Linked DNA regions of Homo sapiens: region 2 is linked to region 1. The links are chromatin loops, found by intact Hi-C in ENCODE. Cell type or tissue: ovary. All regions are shown on one strand. Region 1 overlaps RTN4RL1 (reticulon 4 receptor like 1). Region 2 overlaps RTN4RL1 (reticulon 4 receptor like 1).

Region 1 (5,000 bases):
GAGGGTAGTGGCATCATGGTGACAACTACGTGAGCAAGGGTCTTTCCCAAATCAGGACAAAAGCTGGGCTCCCAACTTTCAGCCCACTGAGGTGGTAGAAAGTTTGCTTCTGCCTCCAAAATCATCCCCACAGGATTTGCTATCTCTTTCTGGGCACCAGGACCAGCACGCAGTGAAGGGGGCCTTTACATATGCTTATGTTGAGAGATTCATGAGGCCCTGGGGGGAAATTGGCATTCTTCTGACCATGATTTATTTATACGGCGATAGGATGATGGGGATATGGAGGCTAAGGTGACTCCATGAGTGAGAAGCGCACAAGGCAAGAAGCCTTGCTCTGCATTTGACATTTAGTGGGGTGACTCCTACCAGGGAGCTGCTTTTCCTTTTAGAAGGTTTTGCCTTTAATGTTCTATTCATGGGCTTGTCTGAGCAAGCTGGGAGAAGGAAGGAGCACGTGTGGAGGTGGGCCTGGGGTCTACAGCTGGCCAGCCTCAGGGGAGGCAGGGCCGAGGGAGGTCACTTGATGGCCAGTGAGGGGCACCTGGGCAGGCCGGACGCTGGGGACAATGGCTATGCTCTGGCGCTGCAGCCCGGCCTCCCGCCTGCCCGCCTGCTGCCGCCTGTCGCTGGCATGTGCCGCATGCCACACGCTGCGTCTCTCTGTCTCTCATCACACGCTGCCAGACTCCGTCTCTCACCGCAGCCCTGTATGCAACCCTGGCTTTGCCCTTGTCACGGCCCTTTCCTTTCCAGGAACTGTGGGGCTGTGGAAAGACCAACGGAGCTGGCACCCTGGGGCTGTGTTCGGTCAGCTCTGGGGCGGACTCAGTAGAACCCCAGACATGTCTCCTCATCTCTGGGCCTCAGTTTACCCATCTGTAATATGACTAGATCAATGGTCTTTCAAAGTTTTTTTTTGTTTTTTGTTTTTGTTTTTGAGATGGAGTCTTGCTGTGTCACCCAGGCTGGAGTGCAGTGGTGTGATCTTGGCTCACTGCAAATTCTGCCTCCTGGGTTCAAGTGATTCTCCTGCCTCAGCCTCCCAAGTAGCTGGGATTACAGGCACCTGCCACCACAACTGGCTAATTTTTGTATTTTTAGTAGAAACGGGGTTTCACTATGTTGGCCAGGCTGGTCTTGAACTCCTAACCTCAGGTGATCCTCCCAACTCGGCCTCCCAAAGTGCTGGGATTACAGGCATGAGCCACCGCGCCCGGCCTTCAAAGGTTTTTCAATAGCAGGAGTTTCTTCAAATGGTACCTAATGTCAGAGCCCAGGGCAGGGGGGCCATGATCAGAGCCAGACCCAGGGGGAAGGGCTTCCTCCCTTGGCCTCGGTGCCACCCTGGCCGCCCCTCCAGCTTGGAGGCTCTGGAGTCCCCTGTGGTCCCTCCTAGCAGGATATAGGAAGCCACTGGGTGTGCTGAGCGTTGCCTGTTAACAAGGAGGACTGTCCGCTGTCCACAGGGCGAGGGGTTTGAGTTCTGTCACCTGCGGCTGATGGGGTGTTGCATCCCCTCCTTTCGGACCCCTTGCGGCCGCTCGGCTCTCTCTGCCCGGATCAAGGAAGGGGTTGTCCACACTTGGAGACTCCTTATTCTCACCTCTCACTCCTCAAGCCAGACCCTGCTTTTTCCCTGGCATCCACAGTCACTGCTCTGGCTTGACACTAAACCCGACAGACCTTTTCCTTATCTCCTTGACCTTCTGGGGCATCGGCCCTGTTGGCCGTCCTGCTTCCCCGGCTTCCCTGATGGCAGCCTCCATGGTTCTGCGGCTGCCCCTCTCGGCCGTCTTGGCCAGCTTCCCTCCTCTTGCCACCTCTCCAATGTGGCACCTCCCCGGGCAGCGCCATGCTTGGCTCTGGGGGCTTTCAGCACGGCCGTGGCTGCAGTGGCCGGCCATTGACTGACTCCCCAGATATCCCGTCTCCAGCCTCTGATGTCCAGAGCCACCTGCCCACCGACCCCCAGTGCCCTCATTGGTGGCCTCAAAGGCCTCTCAAACCCGGCGTGTCTGAAATTGCCTCTTCCGCAATTTCCCCATCATGGCATCTGGCACCATTGCTCTCCAGCCACCCCCAGCCCAAGAGCTGACCCCTGCCCTTCCCACACCCTCCGTGCCTCGCGAAGCCCTGCCCTTCTCCCATGATGCCCTTTGCACCTCCTCCGCCACTGCCTGCTGTGCCTCCACCTGAGCCCAGGCCACCATCATCTCCTGACCCTCCCAGCAGCCTCCTGTCTTGCCTTTGCTGAAACCAGGCCTTACACAGCGGCCGGATTCCACAGTGCCCTGTGCCCTTGTCTCTCTCTTCTTAGAACCCTTCAGCGATTCCCTTTTTCATCAGGGAATGGCCTGCCATGTCCTTCCCCCTGGCCCCACCACAGCTCTGGCCTTCTTTCTCCCCACTGCTTTGAACTCTGAGCTCCAGGTCTACCGAACTTCTTTGGATTCAATTGAATCATGTTCTTTTTTTTTTTTTCCTTTGAGATGGAGTCCTTCCCTGTCGTCCAGGCTGGAGTGCAGTGGCGCAATCTCAGCTCACTGCAACCTCTGTCTCCCAGATTCAAGCGATTCTCCTGCCTCAGCCTCCCGAGTAGCTGGGATTACAGGTGCACACCACCACACCCGGCTAATTTTTGTATTTTTAGTAGAGACAAGGTTTTGCCATGTTGGCCAGGCTGGTCTCGAACTCCTGACCTCAGGTGATCTGCCTGCGTCGGCCTCCCAAAGCTCTGGGATTACAGGCATGAGCCACCGTGCCCAGCCTGAATCATGTTCTTTTGTCTTGAAGGATTTGCTCAAGCAGCTCATTCTGCCTAGAACACTCCGTGGCTGCTTCCCCTGCACTCCCATCCTCAGGTCTCAACTTATACACATCTTCTGGGGAAGGTCCCTCCATGCCTTGAATGGGGAGAGTGGGGGGTCCTGAGAGCTCTGTGGGGCTCTGCACATCCCTGTCATGGTACTCAGCCTTCCTTGTTGCGATGATAATACTTTTATGTGATCTGTCTTCCCCGCCAGTTGGTGAGTTCCATGAGGAGACTGCAACTTCTCCACCCTGTGCCCCTCCAGATCCCTCATGCTGCTCTGTGTCCTCCAGGGTTGGCCTGTCCAAGTTCAACAGTGGGCTTCCACACCCTCCCACTTCCAGCTGGGTTGGCCAAGGGTGAGTCCCCATGGGCACTGGGTGTCCCTCCCAAAAGGTTACTGAAAGATTTTCCCAGAAGCACAGCCTGAGTTTCAAAAATTCAAGCAAGTAGTTTATTTGGGAAATGATCCAAGGAAATGCCAGGAACTGAGTGAGAGGTTGAAACAGAGTAGGGGAGAAGCCAGTCAGGGACTCACTGGGTCAAGTAATTACCACTGTGGGTACCAGAGCTTAACCCTGCTGCACAGCTTTGGGATGCAGTCTAGAACCCGCACCTCAAAGCTATCAAACCCCAAGGGTGAGAGAGCTGGGGTATTTATGTTCCAGGGTGAGGGAGCTGGGGTATTTATGTTCCAGGGTGAGGGAGCTGGGGTATTTATGTTCCAGGGTGAGGGAGCTGGGGTATTTATGTTCCAGGGTGAGGGAGCTGGGGTATTTATGTTCCAGGGTGAGGGAGCTGGCGTATTTATGTTCCAGGGTGAGACAGCTGGGGTATTTATGTTCCAGGGTGAGAGAGCTGGGGTATTTATGTTCCAGGGTGAGGGAGCTGGGGTATTTATGTTCCAGGGTGAGGGAGCTGGGGTATTTATGTTCCAGGGTGAGGGAGCAGGGGTATTTATGTTCCAGCACCCACCGGTCACTGGCTGAGTCTTGTTCCTGTGGTGGTATTCATTCCCAGCACAGTTGGCCTGCTCTGTAGGTGAGCAAAGCCAGCTCCGCTGCTAGAGAAAGCCCTGAGGCAAAGAAATGCAAGTCTTTGCAGCTGGAAGTCAGGCTGGTGTGCCGAAATGGTCAAAGCCAGGGCTGTGGGCAGGCCCTCGCAGTATCTGCTACACAGCCCCTGCCACTAGCCCTCCTGGCAGCTCTTTCTACCTGTGAGTTCAGTAAGAGCTCCCCCTCACTTAGCCCTGGGGGTCTGTATGTGTTGGGGGTGGTTATGACATTATCTCTTAGGGCTTCCCTGTCCCCCTCACTTCTCTCTTCTTCTTTATTCATCAAATTACTCAATCTGAAAATGCTCTTTCCTATCAGGACCCCACTAAAACAGCATCCTGCACAAAATAGAACATAGCAGGCCGGGCGCAGTGGCTCACACCTGTAATCCCAGCACTTTGGGAGGCCGAGGAGGGCGGATCACCTGAGGTCATGAGTTCGAGACTAGCCTGGTCAACATGATGAAATCCTGTCTGTGCTAAAAATACAAAATTTAGTTGGGCATGGTGGCGTGTGCCTATAATTCCAGCTACTTGGGAGGCTGAGGCAGGAGAATTGCTTGAACACAGGAGGTGGAAGTTGCGGTGAGCCGAGATCATGCCACTTCACTCCAGCCTGGGTGACAGAGCGAGACTCCAACTCAGAAAAAAAAAAAAGAAGAAGAAGAAGAACATAGCACATAGTGACATTAGGTAAAAAGTGCTGGATCAGTAGACTTGAGTTGATTGGCTAATAAATGTTGATTGAATGATTGTACATAGGTTGGACCACAAGAAACTTAGTACCAAAACCTAATATTTATATTGTTCTGTAACCATAAGAGAAATTAAATCGTGATCTAGGGCTTAAAAAAAAAACAGAGAGAGAAGGAGAAAAAGAGAAAGAAAAAAATAGAAACAGTACCAGGAACCAGGAGGAAATGGGGAATTTTTAGTGAGGAGGATGCAGAGAAGAGTCCTACACCACGCACTTTTCCCTGTGCAATGCCTCATTAAAAGCAGAAAACGCACGTCTCATTAGTCCCAAGTTACAGATGAGGATACCGAGGCTCTGAGGGGCTCAGTAGCTTGGGCAGGGCCTTAGGGCCGCCTCACCGCAGCCCAGCTGTGTTCCTTGTGGCTCCAGGAAGCCAG
Region 2 (5,000 bases), 54 kb after region 1:
GCGGGGACCCTCCTCTGACCATTAAAACACAGTTGACAAGCCAGGTGCTGTGGCTCATGTCTGTAATTCCAACTACTCAGGAGGCAGAGGCAGGAGGATCGTTTGAGCCCAGGAGTTCGAGGTTGCAGTGAGCTATGATTATACCTCTGCACTCCAGCCAGGGCAACTGAGTGAGACCCTGTCTCTTAAAAAAAAAATAAAATAGAGTTGGCAATGATCTGTAATATACTTCATTGCCCTCCCTACCTTCCCACATCTCTTTTTTTTTTTTTTTTTTCTGAGATCGAGTCTCCCTCTGCCGCCCAGGCTGGAGTGCAGTGGTGCGATCTCGGCTCACTGCAACCTCTGCCTCCTGGTTCAAGCTATTCTCTTACCTCAGCCTCCCGAGTGGCTGGGGTTACAGGCACACCATCCTGCCCGGCTAGTTTTTGTATTTTTAGTAGAGACGAGGTTTCACCATGTTGGCCGGGCTGATCTCGAACTCCTGACCTCAAATGATCCACCTGCCTCGGCCTCCCAAAGTGCTGGGATTACAGGTGTGAGCCACCACCCCTGGCCTTCCCATGACTCTTAAAAGGTGGTTACAAGATGATTTTAAATCAGAAAACTGGAAACTACACCAGGCGTGATGGCGAGCACCTGTAGTCCCAGCTACTCGGGAGGCTGAGGCAGGGAGAATCACTTGAACCCGGGAGACGGAGGTTGCAGGGAGCTGAGATTGCACCACTGCATTCCAGCCTGGGCGACAGAGTGAGACCCCATCTCAAAAAATAAGTAAATAAAAAGAAAACTGGTAACTAGTCTGTTTTTTCTTTTTCTTTCTTACTTCTTTTCTTTTTTCTTACTTTCTTTTTTTTTTTTCCAGAGAGGGTCTTGATTTGTCATCTAGGATAAAGTGCAGTAACGCACCATGGCTCATGGCAGTCTTCACCTCCCAGGCTCAAGCAATCCTCCCACCTCTGCCTCCTGAGTAGCTGGGACTGCATGCACGTGCCACGCCTGGCTAATTTTTTTTTTTTTTTTAAGAGATAGGGTCTTGCTGTGTTGCCTAGGCTGTTCTGAAACCCCTGGACTCAAGTGATCCTCTTACCTCAGCCTCCCAAAGCACTGGGATTATAAGCATGAGCCACCACGCCCGGCCTGCTTTTCTTTTCTTTCTTTCTTTTCTTTCTTTTCTTTTCTTTTTTTTTTTTGAGGCAGAGTCTCGCTCTGTAGCCCAGGCTGGAGTCCAATGGTGTGATCTTGGCTCACTGCAACCTCCACCTCCCGGGTTCGAGCGATTCTCCTGCCACAGCCTCCCAAGTAGCTGGGATTACAGGCACATGCCACCACGCCCTGCTAATTTTTTTTTTTTTTTTTTTTTTTTTGTATTTTTAGTGGAGACAGGGTTTCACCATGTTGGCCAGGCTGGTCTTGAACTCCTGACCTCAAGTGATCTGCCCGCATCGGCCTCCCAAAGTGCTGGGATTACAGGCATGAGCCACCGCGCCTGGCCCCGGCCTACTTTTCTTTGTGTCTGTGGGGTGTCCAGAGCACACTAGGACAAGAGTGGGAGGAGGGAAGAAGAAACGAACAAAAGAGACTCCACCCTTTCTTTCCTCTCAGTCCCTTACGTGTTGTATCAAACCCAACTCCCAGACCTGTGTTAAATGTTCTCTCTGTGGGAGGCCAGTGAATGCCAATCAGTTAGGGGACAAATTGCAAACTAGAGAGGCCGTCACGTGACTCCTACCGTGACTGCTGTCTCCCTCTCTCGCGCCTCCAGGCCTCCGCCCATGCGGTTCCTTCTGCCTGGAATGCCCTGCCCCGTCGTCCTCCAATGCCCCTTCCACCCCGAAGGCCAGCTGAGCTTCTAGTCATCCTTCCAGGCCCCCCTTCCCTTCGTGACTTTTCCTGGTTACTCCTCCCCTCCCCAGCAGCACCGCTTTCTTCCTTCCTTGGCTGTTTCTTTATCTTTGTAGATGGCTTCATCCGAGTGCTTGATAGTGAACCGGCTCATTCAATCCACAAATAATTGCTGAGCACTACCTGGGTGCCTGGCCCTGTCCCGGGGATGGGGATATCACAGGGAGCGACAAGGGGAAAGACAATAAATGTGTAAACAAATAATTAAGCAAGGTGCTCTCAGAGAGTGTTAGGTGCTGAAAGGGAAATAAATAGGGCTGGGTCCTTATGACATTGAGAGTGGCCAGGAGCAGAGGGGCCGTGGGCATCGGCTGGAGACAGGGAGGTGACTTTTGAGCCAAGACAAATGTTAAGAAGGAGATGGTCCCCCAAAGGCCTGGGGCAGAGAGGGCCCCGTGGGAACCGTCAGTGTGAAAACTCCGAGGCCAACGTGCTATGATCCATTTGTATGAAATATCCAGAAGAGGCCAATCCACAGAGACAGAAAGCAGCAGATTAGTGTTTGCCAGGGGCTGGGGGAGGGAGAATGGGGAGTGACTGCTAAGGGGGATGGAGTTTCCTTTTGGGGTGAGGAAAACGTTCTGAGCCAGATAGTGATGATAGTTGCGAATATGCTGCGTGCCAGTGAATTGTACGCTTTAAAATGTTAACTTTTAGTTATTTATTTGTAATAAAAATGTGTATATTTTACAAGAAAACAAAGCCTCCAAGGCAAGAATGAGCTCGCTGTGGTCTAGGAACAGAGGCCAGTGCAGCTAGCGCTGTGAAGAGTGGCGCAGGACGGGGCTGGAGAGGGAGGTGGGGCCGCTCACGAGGGCGACGTGGGCTGGTGAGCAGCCTGCATTTTATTCTGGTGCAATGGAAAGCCACTGAAGATTTCGAGCAGGAAAGTAACATGATAGCACTTACTGTTTTTGAAGATCCTTCTGGCTGTGCTTAGGCTGTGGGTGGTGATGGGGCTGCAATATAAACAGGGAGACCAGTGAGGGTGGCCACGGCAGAGGTCCAGGGAACAGAAGAGAGTGGCCCAGGGTAGGGTGGGGGTGGTGGGGGCGGGGTGATGTGAATTTGGGATGTATTTTGACGGTGGGGCCAGTGGGACTTAGTGGATTAAAGGAAGAGATGATGAAGGAAAGGGAAGAATGGAGAATAACACCTGCATTTCCAGCTTGAGCAGCCGAAATGCTACAGGTGTCACCTGCTGAGACAGGGAAGCCTACACGGTGAACACAGGACAATCGGAGTTTGAGCTGCTTATTAGATACTAACGTGGCAGTGCCAGGCGGGCAGGCGGGTGGACTGGTCTGCAGTTTAGAGCCAGAACACATGTCTAATCCCCACCCCTATGAAGATGGTATTTAAAACCTGAGCCTGGCTGGGCGCGGTGGCTCACGCCTGTAATCCCAGCACTTTGGGAGGCCGAGGTGGGTGGATCACGAGGTCAGGAGTTCGAAACCAGCTGGGCCCACATGGCGAAACCCCGTCTCTACTAAAAATACAAAAATTAGCTGGGCGTGGTGGCGGGTGCCTGTAATCCCAGCTACTCAGGAGGCTGAGGTGTGAGAATCGTTTGAACATGGGAGGTGGAGGTTGCAGTGAGCCGAGATCGTGCTACTACACTCCAGCCTGGGTGACACAGTGAGACTCTGCCTCAAAACAAAACAAAACAAAACAAAGACTTGGGCCTGGACAAGCTCACCTGGGGACAGGTGTGACTACAGAAGAGAGAAGTTTCAAGGGCTGAGCTCTGGGGATTTAGGTGTATGTGGTCATCAGGCCGGGAAGAGCAGACCAAGAAGAAGCAGGCAGCAAGGCAGACAAGACGACAGAGCCAGGTCTCTGAAGAGAAGAGAAGAAAGAGTTTCCAGAGGGGAGGGCCAACTGTGTCCAGTGCTGCCAAGGTGAGCAGATTAGGATGAAGAAGACACTATTAGATTCAGCAATACCATGATAGGACTGCCTCTCTGGTGAGTCTGAGCACCCAGCACATAGTAGGTGCTTATTAAAGGCCAGAGGCATGAAATGATTAGTTTCTGCACTGTGTGCCATAGACTGCCCAGAGTATAAGGGTCTCAGCCAGAAACCTAGGATCAAGGGAAGTGGCCAAGAGGCCTGGGCCACCCCGGAAATAAAAGGAGCCATTGTCAGGTGGAGGCCGGGGGAGCCCAGCGGAGCCCAGGATTCCCGCTCGCCCACCGGCGTGTTTTGAGAGGGCCTCACCCTCCGCGTCTTTTCCCTTTTGCCTCTCAGGAGGTGATTCATATTTCAATATATTCCAGCTGAAAAAGGATCAGATTTTGAGCAGGTGGTAAGTCAGTACATGGAAATTTGATATATTTTGACTAATGCAGTTTGAAATTTGAAAACTGCAGACAATTTTATTCAAGATCCATTTTTATACCAACTCATTATTGGGGGGAAAAGGCAAGATTTCAGGCTTCCGGAGGAGGACGTGTGAACCCAGGCCTGTCACCAGCAAGCCCTGCTAAGCAGGCTTGATCTGGCCGGCCGGCCCGCACGCTGCTGCCAGCTGCCTGCCTCAGCTGCTGCACGATCCTGCCGGAACTGTTTCTTTAGCAACCTCTTTCAAGTATCCCCTGGGGTTACTAGTCCAATTTAATCTGACCTTCAGCCCCACCTCTGTCGTGCCAACTCCAGCAAATCCCTGGGGCTGGCACTTAAGACAAGTTTTGTGATACCGATGATGGTATTACACAGAATTTCCACTTCCTTCCCCAACCGCCTTGTCCATTTCCCCGGCCTCATGAGTGTGAAGCACAAGAAGAGGGAATTAATAATGAAAACAGGGGAGGAATGAAGTTATTGGCAAGGGAGCAAAGACACGGCTCATGGGAGGTGGGGACGGGGTGCCTGGTGGGGCACTGGCGGGGGCCGATGCTGGGAGAGGGGTCTCTGTGCAGCAGCGGCCTCTAAGGAGAGAGATGTCTCCTCCCACGGTCGGATGCCACGGCAATCTTGTTTGAATCTTGACTCCACCATTTTGGACAAATCACTTCGCTTTGGTTTTATTTTTGTTTTTGTTTTTGAGACACAATCTCACTTTGTCTCCCAGGCTGGAGTGCAGTGGTGCAATC

What was found. A loop is a pair of places that touch in the nucleus more often than their neighbours do. Peaks named below come from ENCODE experiments on the same cell type or tissue, not always from the same donor. Only the 100,000 strongest peaks of a DNase experiment are listed, where the experiment ranks them.
Region 2: a loop joins it to region 1, with 2.0 times the contacts of the local background. A loop is called at or near these places in 2 of 110 quality-filtered maps.

The regions. Positions count from the first base shown.
Region 1 is chr17:2,012,321-2,017,320 of GRCh38, reverse strand. The region is part of intron 1 of RTN4RL1 (reticulon 4 receptor like 1); the gene reads left to right. LOC105371486 (a long non-coding RNA gene) reads left to right here. Exons shown (of 4, transcript XR_001752746.2): 2 at 3,027-3,171. Among named protein-coding and RNA genes, the nearest start is that of RTN4RL1-AS1, 2.9 kb to the left of the region's middle. In ovary, no CTCF peak of the experiment used is centred here; no DNase peak of the experiment used is centred here; H3K27ac peaks cover 230 bases.
Region 2 is chr17:1,958,141-1,963,140 of GRCh38, reverse strand. All of the region lies in intron 1 of RTN4RL1 (reticulon 4 receptor like 1), which reads left to right. Among named protein-coding and RNA genes, the nearest start is that of RTN4RL1-AS1, 57 kb to the left of the region's middle. RefSeq lists an enhancer at 1-355. In ovary, no CTCF peak of the experiment used is centred here; DNase peaks (open chromatin) are centred at 2,457 and 2,700.